Regions from separate parts of the Mus musculus genome. Here region 2 is linked to region 1. The links are chromatin loops, found by intact Hi-C in ENCODE. Cell type or tissue: gastrocnemius. All regions are shown on one strand.

Evidence for each region. Peaks named below come from ENCODE experiments on the same cell type or tissue, not always from the same donor. Only the 100,000 strongest peaks of a DNase experiment are listed, where the experiment ranks them.
Region 2: a loop joins it to region 1, with 12 times the contacts of the local background. A loop is called at or near these places in 9 of 42 quality-filtered maps.

What each region holds. Positions count from the first base shown.
Region 1 is chr8:39,018,568-39,023,567 of GRCm38, reverse strand. The region is part of intron 1 of Tusc3 (tumor suppressor candidate 3); the gene reads right to left. Among named protein-coding and RNA genes, the nearest start is that of Tusc3, 15 kb to the right of the region's middle. In gastrocnemius, no CTCF peak of the experiment used is centred here; DNase peaks (open chromatin) are centred at 912 and 1,887.
Region 2 is chr8:37,362,695-37,367,694 of GRCm38, reverse strand. No RefSeq gene overlaps it. Among named protein-coding and RNA genes, the nearest start is that of Gm25126, 48 kb to the right of the region's middle. In gastrocnemius, no CTCF peak of the experiment used is centred here; no DNase peak of the experiment used is centred here.

The DNA.
Region 1 (5,000 bases):
ACTCTATCTTCAGTTTTGAACATTTCAATTTTACATATATTGTCCCAATCTAAGGTTATAAGCTATAAAGCATGGAATTCTATGTAGACTTTTAATAGGAATTAATTAGTATAGGTTATAACAACACTAGCTTACACATCTTCCACAGTAGTTATGACCATCAATGTGGAGAAGCACACTGGTTTAATTAGTTTTCCTCTTAATGTTTTAATTACCTACTATTAGTCAAACATTAAGGCTTTCTTTGGACTCTGCACTTACTTCCTAAACTTCATGCTTAGTTTTTTTGTTTTTTTTTGGGGGGGGAGGGGGTATTTATTTCATTTACATTTCCAATGCTAGCCCAAAAGTCCCCCACCCACTCCCACTCCCACCCTGGCATTCCCCTGTACTGAGGCATATAAAGTTTGCAGGACCAATGGGCCTCTCTTTCCACTGATGGCCAACTAGGCCATCTGCTGATTCATATGCAGCTGGAGACTGGAGCTCGGCGGGGGGGGGGGGGGGGGGGACGGGGACGGGATGGGACACTACTGGTTAGTTCATATTGTTGTTCCACCTATAGGATTGCAGATCCCTTCAGCTCCTTGGGTACTTTCTCTAGCTCCTCCATTGGGGGCCCTGTGATCCATCCAATAGCTGACTGTGAGCATCCACTTCTGGCCGTGTTTGCCCGGCCCAGGCATAGTCTCACAAGAGACAGCCATATCTGGGTCCTTTCAGCAAAATCTTGCTAGTGTATGCAATGGTGTCAGCGTTTGGAAGCTGATTATGGGATGGATCCCCGGATATGGCAGTCTCTAGATGGTCTTACCAAATCAATCTGCAACCTAATCTGAGAGGTCTGTACTGGGCATATGGACATCTGGGTATCCTGACCAAGTCCAGACTCTGCAGCAAAGCTCCTGGAGGGCAGCATGAGACACTGCAGCCCTAAGACCCTTGGGGAGGCTGGCGGTGCCAACAATGAAACACCCTGAACTAAAGGAATACAAGTGCTAACAGCCTCAGAATCCCTACCCGTGAAAGAAAATGGGTTGACTTAGAGATAAAATATTACATGAGGTTTTAATTTGAAAATAATGACATCAAGGAGTCAAATATTTGAAAATTTTGAATATTTAACAAATTGGAAACATGTTAAAATGATGCAAAACATTAGTATGTAGTTATGTATGTGATATATGTAAATATATGCCATCCTTAGTTTATAGCACGTTTACTAAGGCAGTTCAGGTTGACAACCCTTAAGTGTCAGCTTGCTCTTGAAGGACAGAGCAAAGCAGTGTCTACACTCCAAGCCTTCCACAGTCACGGAGAAAAGTTCTTTTCAGCAAATTCATGGGGCCCAGATGCAAACAGGATTCCTTAACCAAGGCTGTTCCAAAAGCAAGCACACGGGTGGGAGAAGAGTGTGAGAAGGCTTATGAATCCTTTTCTTTAACAGTTACCAGACAGAATCAGGACCCAATCAGAAGGTAACAATGACACATTCTGGAATGTTAATGTATGGAAAGATGTTTGTAAAGCGTGGATGTCAGAGGCAAAGGTCAGAAGACCCAGACAGACGCACACAGCAGCTTCAGTTCTGCACCGCTAGAAGGAAACCATATGTCACGAGCTGAGCATCGCCAATCCCAACACCTGAGATCCAAAACGCTCCAAAATCTAAATTCATTTGCATTTTAACAGGATCGCACAGATGAGAAACTCCATACTTATTTACATATGACAGATGGTGTGTGACTTTTTCCTGGAGAAACATATAGCAACTCCCATTTGCACCCGACAGGATACTGACAAACCAAAGAAGCAATGCCATGCAAGTCCAATTCAGTGAACCCATCAATACGCTGGGGCTGCTTCCAGGAGCATGGATGCCTGGCAGCTGCCACGCCCAGCAGAGGGTTCTGACTTACACTAGGATCTCCTTCAAGGCTGACCTCCTGGGTACTCTATCTAGCATATGCACAAACTCCATGCTGCTGTGGCAGGATTACATGCGGCTAGGGTAGACAGTGAGGGATCTGATGATCTTCTAGGAGTGAATGTTACTTTATAGGCCCAATCCTGTAAGGATCTCCTATAGATAGTCACCGTAACTGAGTTGTCAATGCAGCAATGGTCAGGCTACCCACAAAGGTCAGCATTCCATGACACTACATACAATTAAAACAAACAAGAAAACACACACACAAAAAAAAAACCCTCAAATTAAAAAATGTAAAATGACCTTTAGATTACGTATATGAAAGCACCTAAAACATAAACAAAGCATCCAGATGAGTCTATGTAAGGAAGTGAAGGGAACTGGCTTTTAACACGAGGAGTGGCCGTTTTCAACGAGCAATTCCCCAACCAGCATAGACCTGTTCTTTATTTAACTGACATTGCAAAACCAGGTCAGTAGGACTGAAACTTTGTCATTCTAACAATCCAATAAAGCTGGTGGAATTGAGAACAGTGAGAGAGATCTACCTCTCCCTGCTGAAATGGAAAGTGTAAGAACTGTTCAATTCCTAAGTACACACTAAGTATTTCCCTTACACCCACACAGGTACAGTCAACCTTCACCAACAAAACGCAGCATTTCATTTGAGATGCTGGGTACCACAGAACTTACCTCCTCTGGTAGAAATACGCGTTCTGGGTGCATGTGAGAAACAGCCCCGATTTCCAGCCATCAGATTGCCGGGGCTTTGGTCTATTTGGTCCCATTAAGGACTGACTGAAATGACAACATCCCCCCAAAAAGACCCCGTGTTTGAAACCTGGCCCCTGATGGTAGAATTACTTACAGGGACTATGAAACCTCTGTAACACTGGGTGAGAGGGGAAGTGGTGAGAAACTAGGGGCAGGTACTTGAAGGGCTCAATGGTCTCCACTTCCTGATCTGGGCACAGTGTGTGGAGTGCCACTGTACACTCCCACAGCCTCAAGTCACTCCAGAGCAGCTGCATCATCCTCTTCCCACCACAGAGGACACAAGTCCCCAGAAACCACAAACTTTTTCTCTGATTCGGTCACATACTTTTTCACAGCAACAAGTCCCTGGTGAGACCACATTCACATTCCTTACTTTGCTGGCTCTTCCTGCTGTTTTTCTGCACCATCTCTATTCCATTGAGGCACCAAACCCCACAAGTTCCTCCTTCAAGCTGCATCTCCTCCAGCTGTCACGGCGTTGCTGCCAGGATACTTATGAAGCACTGTCAATAGTAACCTTCACTCACTGGCCTTATTCAATTTTATCCAATTAATCCTAACAGGCTGGAGCTGATCTTTTGCTGAGCAGATCTGGTGGACAGTTTTCTGATCTGCATTCTATCTGGAAACATTTAGCTGCTCCTTAAAAGGTAACTCTAATCATCAGAATCTCCAAGTTCTCCAAGTCCCCTGCCCTTCTCAGGCTTTTTTGACAGGTTTTCCTGAGAATTCTGGTTTCCCCTGCTCTCTGTTCTGTATGAATTCCTCAGCCTCTATGCTGTGCTTTCATGGATTTAGCTACTAGCTTACGTAATTATGACACCTACTCCAATCTCAACTCTGTAGTCTTGCAACTCTTGTGGCCCCTAACACAGCTAAGGAACAGTGTCCTGATGTCAGGGGCTTCACTGGTTGGGTAACCTACAATTTTACGCCACCTCCTTCTCTCCATTGTTATAAACAGAACACTGTTATAAACAGAGTTTCATGATCCTTTCCAAATTAATACAATCATATCCTCATTTCTCAGTCTTATTTTGGTGTACATCAAGCCCAAAATATCTTTCTAATTATTGCAACAATTATGTTTTATAAGCATATACCTAGCATTTCTACATATCTATCAGTATATTATCTTTTGTAATTTTTGTAAATAGAAATCTTGCATTTCATGTGCCTGTCTGCAGTCTTTTGAAATCGTTATCCCCCAACATAAATTCCCAATATTATAAACTAGTGCTCTGTAGTTTGTAAAATACATTTACTTCTATGTCTCCAGCCTCACTCCATGTTAATCTCAACAGAAGCCTGAACTTCTTTGTGAAATCCTCTAAGTTCACCTTAATTTAACACAGTGATTCCTGGCGAGGCCCATTCCTGCCTGGCGTTCTTCACAGCCTTTCCTCGTTAACCAGCGTCACTTTGAACACACACATTCCCAATCCAGCTCTGAGACTCGGAATGGATCAGTTGTTTATGGCCTTCTTTCTTTTTTAAAATTCTACTGAGTGGAGACAATTTCATATGTGATCTCTTATCTATTTATTTAAACCAAATAATATTTGTATGACATTCACAACTGAGAATACTAGAGAAATATTCAAAAGTGTGAATGCCGGTGAAGCCTCTAAGCATTGTAAGTTGCCACAGAGTCATAAAGCTATTAATCTTTTATGCCAGCGCCTGTTGTGGTACAAGTTGCTGTTTACAATATTTGCTTCAAAAACACCCACCCTGGCATGGACAAGGCAGATTAATTACACCACTGGTCAAGGGACTTTACTCCACATGTGTCCTAATGAGGTAATAGACCCATTCTCAAGTTCCCCTTAAAACCTGTACCTCCAGTTAAGTCCAATCTCATGTTAAATAAAAGTGTTTTCCTGGCTGTAGACATGGAGAGACATATACTTCATGTAATGGTTTTCCAAGAGCTGCCCAATGTGGGGAGGGGGGACTCATTGGTTAATAATTATAGTTCCCCTCCACAAAACAATATAATTGGCATAGTAATTAAAGCAATTTAATTAAAACCTCCAGATAATGTGGTATGTGCAATAAGTTTACAGTGGATCACAAAGGTGAACACTTCTAGTAACTTCTAAAACACTTCTAATGAGATGGTAGAAGCCTGGCAAAATAAGTTTGATCCTTGCAGCGAATAAAAAGGTGGAAAGAGAAAACCAACACCAACCAGGAAGCTGTCCTCCGACCACCACGTATGTGTCATGGCATGTATATCCATCCATCATACGCACTGACCACCACATACATGTCATGGCACGTATGTCCA
Region 2 (5,000 bases), 1.7 Mb after region 1:
ATGTTTCTCAGTAAAACAAACTTCTCTAAAAAGACAAAATCAATAGGATCTAAGAATATCTCTCTCTCTCTCTCTCTCTCTCTCTCTCTCTCTCTCTCTCTCTCTCTCTCTCTCTCTCTCTCCCTCTCCCTCCCTACCCCTCCCAACCACTTGTTCACTTCTTCTCTGAGAGCAAAACATTTTTTTTCCAGCAAACAGATTATCTGAGAGGGAGGAAGAAAGAAATGGGAAATGGAGGAAGAGGAAGTGAAGAAGATGGAGATAGGGAGTGGCGTTGGTTATGAAGACTAAGTCTCAGCACATACATGAAACCAATCAGTAAGTCTCCTGACGGTCCAGTGGATCTATGGGCTGTGTTTCAGCCCAAGTACAAATTTCTGGGTCCTTGATTCTCACTCTGGAAGTTCTAGTCTGAGTGTCCCTCTGAAGTCAGGAAAAGGTCAATGTGTAGCACAATGTCAGACAGAGATATGATTCTCTACTGCTACAACTTTTGCTCTGTGTAGGCCTCCAGGGAATAGGTCAGGCCCCTACAGTTTGGGCATGGAATTGCTTTACTCTCTTTACTGATCAAAATGTTTATCCCATTAAGAAACTCCCTCTCAAATACACCCATGATGCCCATGTTGCAGAGAAACATTTAAAATAAGTTTGATTTCTGTTCTAGAGCCAACCTGCTTTTGTTAGCATTTGGTGTTGTTTTTCCATGATACCAAACCACAGTAAAGTACAACATCATCTTCTATGTTCCCATGATACAATAGCAGGAGACTGTGAATGTAAGTCTGGTTTCCAATCCTGAAAATCTTCTTGCCCCTTGCCCTTTCTTCTTATTTATCTCCTTTTGGGCTCTTATTCAGGACTTTTACTACAGCTAAAATCTAGATTTGGGATCTTCAAAATTTGTCACCACAAGATTCAGAGAAAGTCTCCCCGCCTATTGGACACTTTATTTTCAAATCAATTCTGTTGTTCAGTGTATTTCCTTTCGCTTTCCTTCCTGTCTAAGCCATGTTTTCTTTGTCTTAACAACATGTGCTGGTGCTAAGCTACTTCATCCTTCCTCTTGAGGCAGTGTCTCTGTTTACATGAGGATGTGCTGCTATTCTGCTCAGGATTTTTCTGCCTAGTGACTCTCTTTCATGCTGTTGCTTTTATTGAAATGTGCAATTTTGGTTGCCTGCTTAATTCTCATGAAAGAACATCTTAAACTGCAAAATATTATAGCTGAAGTATTTCCTAAGCACTCTCTATTTTCTGACAATAAATAATGTGGTTTTTTTACTTGTTTTTTATGCAAGACAGATCTTTGCCAACTAAATTGAAGTGAGTAGCCAAGCGTGGGTCCTAGAGCGGTGTCAATGAATAGGCTGGCTTGCTTTCATATAAAATGAATGCATTTTATAAGGATGCATGTTTTTTTGTGATTTGTAGTATCCATATTGAAACAGCTGTTTTGTTTCTTTGCTTGGTGCTAATGGCCATTCTGTGAATCCCTGCAGCATATATTTATTGTATCTTCAAAGATAATTACAGGCCTTTATCTTAAAGGGATAGACCTACGTGTGGCTGCTTCATTCCTTCATAGAAAGGGGAACAAAATACAGTAGCAAATAGAGGGACAAATTGTGGAACAGAGACTGAAGGAAAAGCCATCCAAGACAGACCTACCTGGGAATCCATCCCATATACAGTCACCAAACCCAAACACTATTGTGGATGCCAAAAAGTGTATGCTGAGAGAAGCCTTATATAGCTGTCTCCTGAGAGGCTCTGCAAGAGCCTGACAAATACAGAGGCAGATGGTCATAGCCATCTGTTGGACTGAGCACAGGGTCCTTAATGGGGTCCCTAATGGGATCCCCAATGGAGGAGTTAGAGAAAGGCATGAATGAGGTGAAGGGGTTTGCAACCCATAGGAAGAACAATAATAACAACCAATGAAAACCCCCAGAGTTCCCAGGAACAAAACCACCAACCAAGGAGTACATGTGGAGGAACCTATGGCTCCAGCTACATATATAGCAGAGGATGGCCTTGTTAGGCATTAATGGGAGCAGAGGCCCTTGGTCCTGTGAAGGCTTGATGCCCCAAAGTAGGGGAACTGGAGAGCAAGAAGGCCAGAGTGGGTGGGTAGGTGGGTAGAGGAACACCCTCATAGAAGCAAGGGAGGATGGGATATCGGGTTTCTGGGGTGGGGGGCTGAGAAAGGGGATAACATTTAAAATGTAATTAAAGAAAATATACAATAAAAATTTTTTTAAACATATGGTCAGATAAAATGAAAAAAAAAGAAGAAGAAGAAGAAGTTATCTGTCATAGAGTAAAGCCTGTGTCTTAGGTAGCCAATGGCAAATTGGTGACATTAATAATCATGTCTCCTAATGTTTCCTTCTTTATGCCTTTCAGAATCCAAGACACTTCTTATCATTAATTTTACTGAGTTGTAAGACATTTGGAGGTAATCTTCATGTTACTCTAGCATTATCCTTGGTAGACTACTTAGGAATGTTATTTACATTTTACAAATTTATAGATTTATTAAGAGTAATGTGTTGGTTAGTTTTCTCATTGCTGATAAATATCTCTGACATAAGCATCTTAAAAAAGAAAAGATGAGTTTAGTTGTTAAGTTCAAATGTTTTAATACTTTGTAGAGAAAATGGGCAAGATAGAATAATACAGACATTCAACTCATGTGTATTTGATATTTTAAAGTTATTTTCTACAAAGTTATTGAAATAACTTGAGCCAGTCTTACTACTGTATTTGTCTTATAGTTTAATATATTTCTTAGAACTGTAGGCATAATGGATTGATCTTTGTCTAGAAAAGAGTTGAACTATGAACCAAATTTCATTTATCAAATTTGGATGACACTAGTTAAGAATTAACAAGGAAGCTGAATGCTCAAATGAAAAGAAACTCACCTGAAGTGGTTTTATTAGTTCCAAGCCTCCACTGAAATCCTAAAGCAATATACTAATGCAATTTAATTATAGGGATCTAGATTCTGAATGTGCTAAATAAACAGATTCATTAATTGATTTTTGACTTTCATTATACTCAGCATATAACACATGAAGATTTCAAAAGTAAAATCATATGAATTAAATATTTATCTAAAACAAGGCCCTGGGCTCCCAACAAGAGTCCACTAAGTAATAACAGGATTCTCAGGCAATCTGACTTTGGGCTGCCTTTCATTATTTTCCAACCCTTCTCAAAAGCTCAAAGATCATGACAGAAAGGGGAACATAAAAATTGTAACAGCCAGAGGAATAGATGTATGTGGCAAAAACACTATTTGCTGGACATGAGAGTATAGTTGTACACATAAGCTCACATCAAATGGGACTGCCTGCACAAAAGTCAAAATCCAAGAACAGGTTAGGGTGGAGCTAATGAAATCCCTCCTCTGTCTGAAGCACTAGTGGCAGTTTGATTCCTGTGGGGATTGGGAGGGTCGGCTTTCTCCAAGGATGCTCTCCCTGAGAGGTTATTCATGCTCTAGTGGATGTTCTAACACCCATGAACAAACAAACATTAAATGGACTCACACAACAGAGAACAATAAACTACTTTTGCTATGCATTGCCTGTCCCTATCTATCTATCATCTATCTATCTATCTATCTATCTATCTATCTATCTATCTATCTATCTATCTATCTATCTATCTATCTTTCTATCTTTGTCTGGAACTTTTTCTCTATTTCTCTGTCTCTGCCACTTACCTGCCAGATGTGCACATTCTAACTGTCTTCCTTTGTTATCAAATAACATAGTTGGGATTTAATTGAGGAGTTTCCCTATGATGCAACTGTCTTCATTTTATTTTTCAGAATCTGTAAAAATTCTCAGGCATCATTTGTGTTGACCTCTTGACTTTATCCTTGAATCACAGTTTGGATAAAGAAAAAAATTGGGAGGTTTTAGCCACTTGACTACTTCAACAGATGATAGCTGGTGACAGGTCCAGTATGATATCTACACATCATTGGTCAATGACTTCTGGGGAATGCATGAATTTAGTATGAAATATAAACAAAGTAAGATGGATATGATTTTTTTTAAAGGGTAGAAATGAAAAGAGTTGAACTTGAAAGGGCATTGATCTTGAGATCTGTTAATGGATTCCTAAGGAACTACATCTTGTGTAATTGTTAAAGAAAAATTCACTTAAAAAAATGAGGTTACATATTATTCTAGGAAATATATTCTAGCATAAATTATTCTAGGAAAGTAAGGAGATTTATTTTTATCATTTAAATATCACAATCTATGCATATTAAATTTGGAACACTTTCCAAAATTTAAAAGGGATAAGATGCTAGGTTAATAACCTTAAATTGGTAATCTAACCACATATGAGCAAATTTTTACACAGAATTAAAGAGCATGATATTATAAATTGAGCAACTGAAATTCAGAAAATTTCTTGATTAAGGAGACCTAATAAGTGTTTTGCCTACTAGATCTTTGTTTCTTTAGGATAGACTATGAAAACCAAGGCCTCTGAAAAACACATCCTCTTTGAAAAGCATTCTCAGAATTCCTTCTGACAGATGTAATTACTCAGCATATTCTTAAATTTCTATTGTTGGAAATATAGGCACCATTGCTATAAAAAATTGAAATAAATATCACCGTATTTAAACATTTTGTTTGTTTGTTTTGTTTTTGTATACTTAGAAAAAGTTGAATTCTTTATTCATTTCCTTAAGAGTTTCAATTTTTGTACAATGTATTTATATCACAATTATCACCCCAACTCTTCCTTGATAGACACCTATGCCTTACCAGTTCAACATGATATCTTTCTTTAAAAAATAAAACCCCTTCTACACTGCTATGTACAGTTCAATATCTTCCATATGTGACCTTTGATAGAAGCACAGTGAACATATCAGGGATTATGCTTTTAGCAAACTATTCTACTGTTGTAGCAACTAATGATTGCTGAGAGTCACAGAGCATACCAAAACATCTCAGATGAGG